Regions from separate parts of the Homo sapiens genome. Here region 2 is linked to region 1. The links are chromatin loops, found by intact Hi-C in ENCODE. Cell type or tissue: GM12878. All regions are shown on one strand. Each heading gives the region's core, and the rest is flanking DNA. Links, peaks and the distances in the headings are about the cores only.

Evidence for each region. A loop is a pair of places that touch in the nucleus more often than their neighbours do. Peaks named below come from ENCODE experiments on the same cell type or tissue, not always from the same donor. Only the 100,000 strongest peaks of a DNase experiment are listed, where the experiment ranks them.
Region 2: it touches region 1 in a loop (2.9-fold over the local background); 1 of 110 quality-filtered maps calls a loop at or near these places.

The regions. Positions count from the first base shown.
Region 1 is chr20:55,267,323-55,272,707 of GRCh38, forward strand. No RefSeq gene overlaps it. Among named protein-coding and RNA genes, the nearest start is that of LINC01440, 150 kb to the right of the region's middle. In GM12878, for the core only: no CTCF peak of the experiment used is centred there; a DNase peak (open chromatin) is centred at 2,756.
Region 2 is chr20:54,978,296-54,983,680 of GRCh38, forward strand. No RefSeq gene overlaps it. Among named protein-coding and RNA genes, the nearest start is that of LINC01440, 440 kb to the right of the region's middle. In GM12878, for the core only: a CTCF peak has its summit at 2,259 (motif pointing right); DNase peaks (open chromatin) are centred at 2,369 and 5,286.

The DNA of each region.
Region 1 (5,385 bases), core at 168-5,167:
GTTGATGCACCATTCTGATGCAGGACAGGCAACCCCTGGGCTTAGCCCAGGAAAGTTCTTAGCTTCACCCAGGAAAGAATGCAAGGGTGAGCAGGTGGTGTTAGACAGCAACTTTTATTGATGCAGCAGTGCACAGAAGCAGCAGAGGTACTACTCTTTGAGGAGCAGGGTTACCCCATAGGTAGCGTGCCCAGAATAGCAGCTCAGGGGCAGATCTGTACTTGCTATTTATACCTGCTTTTAATTATATGCAAATTAGGAGTGGTTTATGCAGAAATTTCTAGGATGAGGGTGGTAACTTTTAGGTTGTGGGGTCGTTGCCATGGAAAGGGGCGGTAACATCCAGGTGTTGCCATGGTGATGGTAAGCCGACATGGCACACTGGTGAGCACCGCTTATGGAAAGCTGCTTTCAGTAAGGTTCTGCCCAGGACCTGTTTTTGCTGGTCTCTGGAGTCAAGTCCCTCCTACTATCTCAATTATAGCAAAATAGATCCAGGCAGGAGATCAACAGCATCTTCTACACAACCACAGCATGTTGACTTTGTTGTTGCTTGTATTTTGTTTTTTCTTCCATCAGTCTTTCTGGGCTGTGAGACCAGCCATGTTTCCAAAGCAATTTTCCCTTCAGAGTAAACAGGTAACAATTTGTAACTGATTCTTTTTAATTCACTCCTAAAATGGCTCAGCTTGCACTTGAAACATCAAGAAGCTTGAAACATCAAGAAGCTTGAAACAAAAAGGCATAATTACTCAGGTTAAAAATATAATTGATGATTTATTGTCTGCAAAGTTGGTTACCATACCCTGATACGGCATCTTGTGTTTATCAGTTCTGAGCACCTTTAAACAGCAGAGCAGAATTTCCCATTAAGGAAAAAAAATGTTGTTTTACATTTCCATGCTTCAGTTGAACTCCCCAAAGCCAGCCTTTAGGGGAAATGCATGCATACAATTGAGGGTGATGCTTAGACCCAAACTTTCAATTCAGCTGTGAAAGTCTGATTTAAGAGTGTCTCACATGGCATCTAAATTAGAAAGTCACTCAACCTCTCAGTCTTCTTGAAATAAGTGGGGGAGCCACTCTTTACAAACTGTAAAGCCTTGGAGAATAGGATTATAAAACAACAGAAACAATAACAATAGTTACTCATGAATTAATGCTTCCGTATGATTCAGGCACACTTCTAACAAGTTGCTGTAACTCATTGAATACTTTTTAAAAACCCTGTGAAGCACACATGCTTATTTTTTTTAACAGAAGAAGAAACTGAAGCACAAGGAGTTCCTATTAAGTGCACATTGCTGAAGATGCAGCGGACACGGTCTCTACTCTCGTGGAGCTAATTATGAAATTAAGATAAAATTCCAACTGCAATCATCACAGCAATGAAGACTTACAACAATTATGAGATTCCACAACAGTAGTATGTGATTAAGTTGTATCGGTCTCAGGAGACTGGTTTGAGATAAAGAGGAGAGAAAAAATAATATCCTGGGCAGAAGGAATCACAGATGCAAAGAACCTGTGGCCAAAGACATCATGTGGCTGGCTGGCAAGAGGAAGGGCCAGCCTGGAGAAAGAAGCTTCTGGAAGGTAGACAGGAGCCAGAACAAGCAGGACTTTGTAGCCTGTATTAAGAAGATTTGTGTTATCATTATAAGCAATGCAAACCCACTGAAGCAAAACCCAGATAAACATTGACTTAAATGCAATTAAAGGCAGGAGTGTAGTATTTGCCTAATTATAATAAGCCTTGGTTTTCAAAAGAGCCCTTTGTTTTGAGGATCACAAGTAGATTGAAAGAAGGACAGAATGAAATGAAGAATTATGAGATATTGCAGGAGACCAAGCTGAATGCTGATTTGTGACTTTGATTAGGATATTGCTGGAGATAGACGTCTATCTAGAAATATTTTTTTCAAAAAAGATAGATAGGAATTGGTGATGAATTGGATGTGGTTGGGGGTACTAGAAGGGAGTTGCCAAAAAGGGATGCTAAGGTTATTCCTAGGTTTCTGATTTGTACAACCGGAAAAATAATCATAACTTTCACTGAGAAGAGAGACATTGAATAAGGAGCAAGGGTAGGATCATGAGTTTTGCTCCAGGTGTTGAATTTGAGGTGCTTTTGAAAGACAAACAAGAGAAGACAAGCAGACAGTGGAATAATAAGTCTAAAGAGAGCTCTCAACTAGACATGGTCATCGAAGCCATAATTGTGAATGATGTTTACCTATGCATACATAGAGGAAGGGAAGACATAGAAACCAGCCTTCAGTATGCCGGTATTTAATGACTTAGTATATAAACCTCAGTAGATAATAGTTGTAGAAGGAAGAATTTCATTAATAAGTCAAATAAATATTGATATTCTTAGATTGTAATTGGAGCAGGATCAGCATTTGGCAAAATCATCAAATATTTATATAAACAAATGTAAACTAAAAATAAAAAAATTTGAAAATAATTGTTTCAAATATTGTATAAAGGTAGTTTCCCTTTATACAACTTCTTGCTTTGAAAAGGAGCTAACGGGAGAGAGCAGAAGAATTTATTTCATTCCCAAAGCAAAGGCAATATTTTTAGTAGAAAACAAAATTGTTCGCCTTCTTTTTTACTCTCCTTTAAAATATCCTTTTCCCACACTATTGCTGAAACACAAATTTCTCACCCAGCACCACCACCAGGAGGTCAACCACATCCTGTCTAATGATGATCAGTCTCTGACCAGTCATTTTTCCAAAAGTCCCAAGAGACCTCTGAAAAACATAATTGAAAACTCTAAATAAAGTGTAACTGTTAGGTTACCTATTAGAGCCAAAGAACCCAAGAGTGAGCTTACTAAATTCTCTTTGACTGACAGCAGGCAAGGACCTGAATGAACATGTCATTTGAAATACACAATAGCCTGAGGCTGCAAAGGAGAAAAAAATCCAAAACCAAAAAACACAAGAGCATCTCTAGCTCAGCTTGGTAATTGGGATTAATCTGTCACCAGAAAGCTTTTTCAGGTATAAGCTACCAGCTGTCCTTGAGCAACCAGGCCTGTGTCTTACCCAAACTTGCCCGTGACGTATCCTACCCTGTCTCCTATCAATGGAGACAGACCAGCTTCTTTTCTCTTGTTCACTTTGCTCATTGCAAATAGATAGGGTAGGAAAGCTGCAATTCACTGAAAATCATACTCAGCAGATAAAATCCATTGCACATTTGCTTTCTTTCAGATAAGCTCAAGAATATAGTGCTTTTTAAAATATTTTATTTTTTAAAAATAAACATGGCTAAAAACCTGAAACTCTTTTTTCAACAGAAGCTGAAACTTAAAAATGGAAACCTTAGGTCATTGGAGGAGAAAGAGTCTTGCTTATTTGTCCAGTTCAGCCACATTCTGCCTTGCAGAGTGGTTTCTAAGGTGTGTTATAGAGTGTATTCACCCCATGCCAATTACTTGTTAACCTTTTTTATTAACCATTCTCTCTGCTCATTAGGAGGTTAATTGGTATGGAAATCATCAATGTTCCCTGCTTTCTGGCTTACAGTTGAAGTCAGCTAATGGGAAGTGTCTAGCAGATCAGAAATGCACAGGGCATTTATTCCATTTTCCTGCTTTCTGGGTTTCTGTGGGCTGATGCATTCCTCTGTCACTTATCAGAGCTCCTGTCGGGCTCTTCTTCTCACATGGTCCTCTCTCTCTCAGGGGTTGGGAATCTTCCTCCAATTGCCCCATCAAGTCTATAGTGAAATGGAGAGCCTCTGCTGCTAGCCTCAGTGTGCTTCACTACCCATTGCCCTTCCTTTGTGGTTTTCCTACACTTTACCCACATCTTTGTATGTAGCCCCTTTATAAAATTGCATTAGTTTTCTGTGGATCCCTGACCCACCTGGGATAACACATACCACAACCGTATCACCAAGGTACTCCAAATCAAAAATGTAAGCCAGAAGCTGTAGAGACAAAATAAAATGCAATAGAAGGATTTGGATGTACAACAGTTAACTCAAGTTTAGTCACTGCTAAAATATCTTCCCAGGAAACAATGACCTTTCTTCTAGATACATTGGCCCCCAGTATGTTTGGCTGTGTTTCCAGCAGGTGTGTCTATATTGTGACCTTCCCCGGTCTGCTTCTCCCACATTCAAACTTAGCTAATTTGACCATGAACGGTCACATGATCTGATCAGTGTCACTTGAGTCCTTTTCCTGAGAACTTGGAGTGTGGACTGCAAAAGGTCAGACATTGAGCTGGGGTTAAGTAGAGAGCACAAATCACTAAAAAAAGAAAGAATGATGTAACAGAGCAGAAATCAGAGACAGAAACACAAGAGAGTAGTTCCAGGTTGCAAGCTCCTTCTGAGACTTAGCTCTATCTCTTTCTTGAACAGAGTTATTACTTTATATTTAAAGTAAAACTCTCCATTTTTATTTATTAGAGGAAGTTGGTTTCTGTTACCTGCAACTAAAAGAGTCCTAAATGATCCATTAGACAAAAAATGAGGCTTTTTATCCAGCAATAAAGCAGTACCTATGACTCTATTTTAGCATTGTCCAAGAGAATATTCTATGGTGATAGAAATGGACTGTAAATCTGCCCTGTCCACTGTCCAGACTGTGTGCAGTGGCTCATGCCTATAATCCCAGCACTTTGGGAGGATGAGGCAGGAGGACGGCTTGAGGCCAGGAGAAGTTTGAGATCAGCCAGGGCAATATAACAAGACCCCATTTCTATTAAGAAAAAAAAAAAAAACAAAAAAACAGAACAAGAAAACAAAGGAAATCTGCAGTACCCAATGCAGTAGCCCTGGAAATATGTGGATATTAAGCACTTAATATAGGCAGTGCAGATGAGAAACTGATTTTCTTAAATTTTAATTTATTTTGGTTTAAATAGCTGCATAAAGCTAGCAATGATTGTATTGAACAACTCAACTCTAGATTTTGATTTTGTTTTTTGTCTGATTCCTTGTGTTTTGTGTCTTCTCTATGAATTGCTTTTGCACCTTCTGCAAATATACTGAAAAATCCCCTACTCTTAGTTAAGCTGGAATATCACTGTAACCAAACATTAATTATTAGGTATTTATATCTATCCTGTGACTTTTAATGAGAAACTGGCCAACTTGAAATCTGTCCCATTATGATAATATCACTACATCACTGTCCAGCTCAACTCCTGTTACTCTTTAATCCTCACGCTTTGATCTTATTATGCCAAACTTACTGTAGTTTCCATAGTCTGTTGTGCTCTGTTATGCCCTCATGCCCTTGCATAAGTGATACCCTCATACATTCATTATGTATTTATTCTTTCTTTTATTCTTCCATCCATACATCTATTCATGCAACCATACAACAAATGTTTATTAGACAGGACAAATTTGGTA
Region 2 (5,385 bases), core at 308-5,307, 290 kb before region 1:
TTATCCATTTTGATGTTTAAATTTATTTGACATCCTGGAAGCCCTTTCAAGTTGACATCAGTTTCATTTGTCACAGCTATGATTCTCTGAGAACGTTCTTATTTTCTGGCTGAAAACACTCTGTACTTACCTAGTTCTGCCCCAGCCCTGGTATCAGGCTTTATTCTAAGAAGCTTTGATTTCTTTTGGTAGAGAATGGTATTTAGAAACCAAGAACTGGACTCTAATTGTGCTGATTGGTTTTGAGTTATCAATATACTGGCTTTCTCAGAGAACACAGCTTGGGTATGTATATATATTTATAAAGTTTAATTAACTTTTCTCCCTTTTCATGTGTGTACACCCTTTCTCCAACAGTGTAAAAGTTGGTTACTGTTATACTTAGTATATTTACTCAGAGATCACTTGATTTCTGAGACTTTGTGCCAGGCCTCTACTGTCACTCTTACCTATAAGCACCCTCTTCACCTATTTCAAGCTCTTCTTCATCCAGTATTTATGAGCCACATTCAATGTGGCACTCACATTCCAAAGATAGTAGATAGAGAAGTGAACCAAATAAACATGGTCTCTGTTCCCATGAAGCCTGTCTTCTACCTGGAAAGCACTGAGATAGATTTGAATTTTAATTGTTTTTTTTTTTTTTTTTTTTTTTTTTTAGTGGTCACAAAACTTCATCAGGCAGTCACATAAACCATAAGGAGGTTAAAGGCAAACATATGCAGAAACATTTTAAACAGATTCACATGTAGGTCAACATTCATAGAGATTTTCCAGCAATAATGCTTTTCTAGAAAAGGTTTATTAAAGATATCAGTCAATTGTAAGAATTATGATCTATAAATGCTATTCATCACCACCTAGAATATATATCAGACATCAAAGTATTAACTTCTTTGAGTAATTTTTTTTCTAGTTAAATCTTCATTGTCAGACCTCACTTAGATGCAAATTCTTTAAGAGAAATCTTCCAGAGAAGCTTAAATTATAAAAGCCATATAAGTAGAAACACTGTATGTAAGTGGAAGTGGGGTCTAGGAAGCTTTCCCCACCTTCTTCCCCTTCTGTGCAATCCATGGAGCAACTCTGTAGAACACAGTTTGAAATCCTGGGCTACTTAAATGCCCTACTTTTTTTTTTTTTTAGCAAACCTGAAAAACTTCATTCCTTTATGTGGTCAAGAAATAATTACTATGCATCTTTTCTGTACCTAGTAATATACTAGGTGCCATAGAAAAAAGAACAGAAGCCTGGAAAGGTCCACTTTTATCTCACTGAGTTTGCAGACTTCTAGGAATAGAGGCAGCATACAAGTAAGCAAACACAAAGATATTTCCAGACTGATGTAAAACATGTGAAGAAAACCCATGAAGCTGCAAGGGAGCATTGTGGCAATCCTAAGCACTTTATAATAGCGTGGCTTGGAAGAACCTTCATAAAGTGGTGATACTGAAGCTGAGTCCTCGGTAATGTAGATCCAGGCATGAGAATGGTGGGCAAAAGTGATAAGATAATTTTAGACAGAGGGAACCGTGTGCATAAAGGAGCTGAGGCAGGAAGAAGCAGGCATATTCCTAAGAACCTTGCGGCCACTATAGTTGGGAACCATAGATCAAGGATAAGAGGATAAGTTAGTTAGGAAGAGGCCAGTTTTTGCAGGGCTTTGTTTAGGAGTTTAGATTTATTCTTAGACATGGGAAGTCGCTGTAGAATAATGATTGAATAAGGTGTTCGTCATATTTTGGCTACCTAGCAGCTCACCTTCTTCCTGTGTTTGGGAGGATTATCCACTGTATGAGTCCTGGGAATCACTGCTCACCCCCTGTCTCCTTCTCCTAGTGGAGTTCTTCTCTCTCAGGCACTTACAGTGAGAGAAGCATGGCACAAGATCAGGGCTTAGTCAGTCCTATGCCCCTTTCCAGAGCTTTGAACCTGGAGGAGAGTAAGGGAGCACAGCAGAGGAGAAAATTTCCTCCCACTGCACAGTCCTAATTAAATGGCTCTTCCTGGGCCATGGCAATGGGTCCTGTGGCTTGTCTTCCTTGGCAATGGGTCCTGTGCCTTGTCTTCCTTGGCAATAGGTCCTGTGGCTTGTCTGCCTTTGAGGCTTTATTTCTCCACCCTGGCTCCCCAGCCTTTCTGTCCATCTGGCAAGTGCTCAACATTCCTCTAACTAATTTTTCTGCATAAGTTACTATCTTGTATACAATCAAGAACTATGGCTGTTGAAAAAGATATCTCTGGCCACTAGATGGAGATAGAGAAGGCTAGAACAGAGGAAAAGGTGGCCTTGATTTGGGTAACAAGGTGATGATAATGGAGAAAATTCAGAGTAGAGATGAATACCCAAGAGTAGGTAAAAAAAAAAAGCCTCTCAGGTTGGGGAAGAAAACAGCTGTTAGTAAGGCCGTGAACTTTCCTTCACATGAGAATTCTGAAGCTAGCCTTTGGCTACAACCCAAAGTATACTGAATTAAGGTTTTGGTAAAAATAAAGCCACTGTTTAACAAGCTCCCTTACTTGCATTTTCAGTTATAGCAGATAGTGAGAAGCATATACGAAGTAGAAGTGAGGTGGGAAAAGTAGCACTGTTAGAGTCCATTGGTTCTTTTTACCTTTGCATCCTTTTTGAAAGCAACATTTTCATTCAGCTCAGCACAAAGATGCATGTTCAGAATCATAACCCTAGGCGAGCAGTTGTAAATACTCTGGAAGATGTGGTTTGTTTTTTGTTTTGTTTGTTTGGCTTGTGCCGCATTGAAAAATGAATTAGTTGTCAACATTAACAAATAGGAAGACTGGATTTTATTGCAAAAATGTTTAGCTTGGGCTGGGTGCAGTGGCTTATGCCTATAATCTCAGCACTTCGGGAGTTTGAGGCAGGAGGATCACTTTAGTCCAGGAGTTTGAGACCAGCCTGGACAGCATGGCAAAACCTAGTCTCAAAAAAAAAAAAAAAAAAAAAAACTTAGCTGGGCATAGCGGCCTGGGCCTGTAGTCCTAGCTACTCAAGAAGCTGAGGTGGGAGGATTGCTTGAGCCCCCGAGGTCGAGGCTGCAGTGAGCCGAGATCACAACAGTGCAATCTATCTTGGGTGACAGAGGGAGATCCTGTTTCAAAAAAAGTTTAGCTTTTCTGTAGAAGAATTTTGAGCAGCTCCTTCTAAAAAGGAAATGTACACCTCCATTTTGCCACAGTCACCACACTCCCTCTTGGCTCTCTTGGCAAATATTTGTGTTACTTGTTAACTCTCACGGGCATTTGATTTTGAAATTTCCTAAAGATACCAACAAAAGTTTGAATTCTGTTTCATGTATGTTTAAAAATATGAACATGAATGACAATATGAGGAATATTCCTATTAATGTCATTAAAATACTTACATGGTAGGAATTAAATCTCATTATCTGACTCTTTAATAATGAAGATGGAATCAAGCATTGTTCTATAGCCATATTTCCTGATAATTGTTTACTATAAGATATTTTTTGATAGTCTTATGAAACAAAGAGATGAGGATGGTATTATATAGGGCAAATTTTGGCTCAGGTAAACATGATTGTTTTTCTAATTTGGGAGGAAAATTCTTTTGTGAAAATAATCCAAGAGTTGCTTTGCCTTTTCTTCTCTCATGAATAGTTAACTTCCGAGGTACTTGGGATCTTCTTTTGAATTTTAATCTCTTTTCCTACTTTTCTGTACTTCTAGACATGTTCAAAGTCATATGAATTGTACAGATGTAAGACAAGTCTTAAAAAATCATAGAGAGTATCACAGGAAAGCATTATTGAAAAGACATTACTAGTAGATATTTGACTAACCATAGGGTTTTAAGTTGAAAATAAATTGGAGAACTTTTTGATCAACTTTTTCACTGGGCATTGGGGAATCTGAGACATTAATTTTTAAAAGACTTTACTACAACCAGAGATGACTTTATAGTGAGATTCAGAGAACATGCTACTGGATTTCAAGTTCAATTAGGATAAAATCTCAGTTCCAACTCGTGCATACAGTTCCTTTGTAATCTGTTTCTTGCCTGCCTCCCTGACTCTCACCTTTTTCTGACATGGCTCACTAAATTCAGCTCACACTTTTAGAACACACTGATGTGGGAGGCTAGGCTTAGAGTGAGGCAAGGGAAACATCACTTTACATTTTCTCCCTCACCCCACCTCCCACCTTAAGTTTCGTGCCCTGGTAAGGCACTCACCACAGGCACAAAATTTAAGGGGACACAAAAACATAGTAATCAAGAGAAATCACATTTAATATAGTATTAAAAAAATAAGTATCAATGCAAAAATATCTATGATGGACAACCTACCAACATTTTAAATACAGATCAGTGTTCTGTGTAGCCACAGTGGATCTTGAGGTGAAGGGAATTACATGTACCCATATTCAGGTTTTAATTTTTTATTTATTTATTTATTTTTTTGAGATGGAGTTTCGCTCTTGTCGTCCAGGGTGGAGTGCAATGATGTAATCTTGGCTCACTGCAACCTCCACCTCCCCAGTTCAAGGGATTCTCCTGCCTCAGTTTCCTGAGTAGCTGGGATTACAAATGCCTGCCACCACGCCCGGCTAATTTTTTGTAGTTTTACTAGAGACAGGGTTCACCATGTTAGCCAGGCTGGTCTCGAACTCCTGACCTCAGGTGATCCGCCCGCCTCGGTCTCTCTGGGATTACAGACGTGAGCCACTGTGCCCTGCCAATGTAGTTTTTAATCGTTATTTTTTTTTTCTGAAACATTGAAGTTGTGGAAAATATATTGAATAATTGAAAAGTGGGTGTATTAAAACGGATAACATTAATATAGGCTCAGATATCTTATACTAACAACAGAATTTATTACAATTTTAATTTCCTGGATTTAATGGAAGCAAACTTGTTGATACTATTCTAAAAAATAGCTCCCTTATTTATCTCATTTTCAACTGAGAGATTCACTATGACCATTTCTCTTGTCTAAGCGACCACCTTGAATAATCTTCAATAAAGTAAATTAAGTGTTAATATGGCCTCTGAGAAACAGCACACCCTTGCCCACCTAGGTTATAAACAAATTGAGGACAAAATGAAATGACGGAGTGATAGCTAAAGGTCAAAATATCACCTTGATTCCTACAGAGGCTGATTTGGAAGACTTGCTTGAGGCTTATTCAGACAAGAAAGCTTATTAGTTCTAAATCTCATGGTTGGGTAGACAAAACCAGCATATCAGGGCAGGGCTCCTTCTTCTCCTTCCCTAAGAGGGCAGAGCTGTCTCTGAAGAAGCAGAACTAGAGGCTACTCCCTTAGGGCATGGAGCTGGGTCCTGAGACAAAGGATGCAAATCAGTTAAACATGAACAGTTGTAGCAGGATGAGCCGCAGATAAAA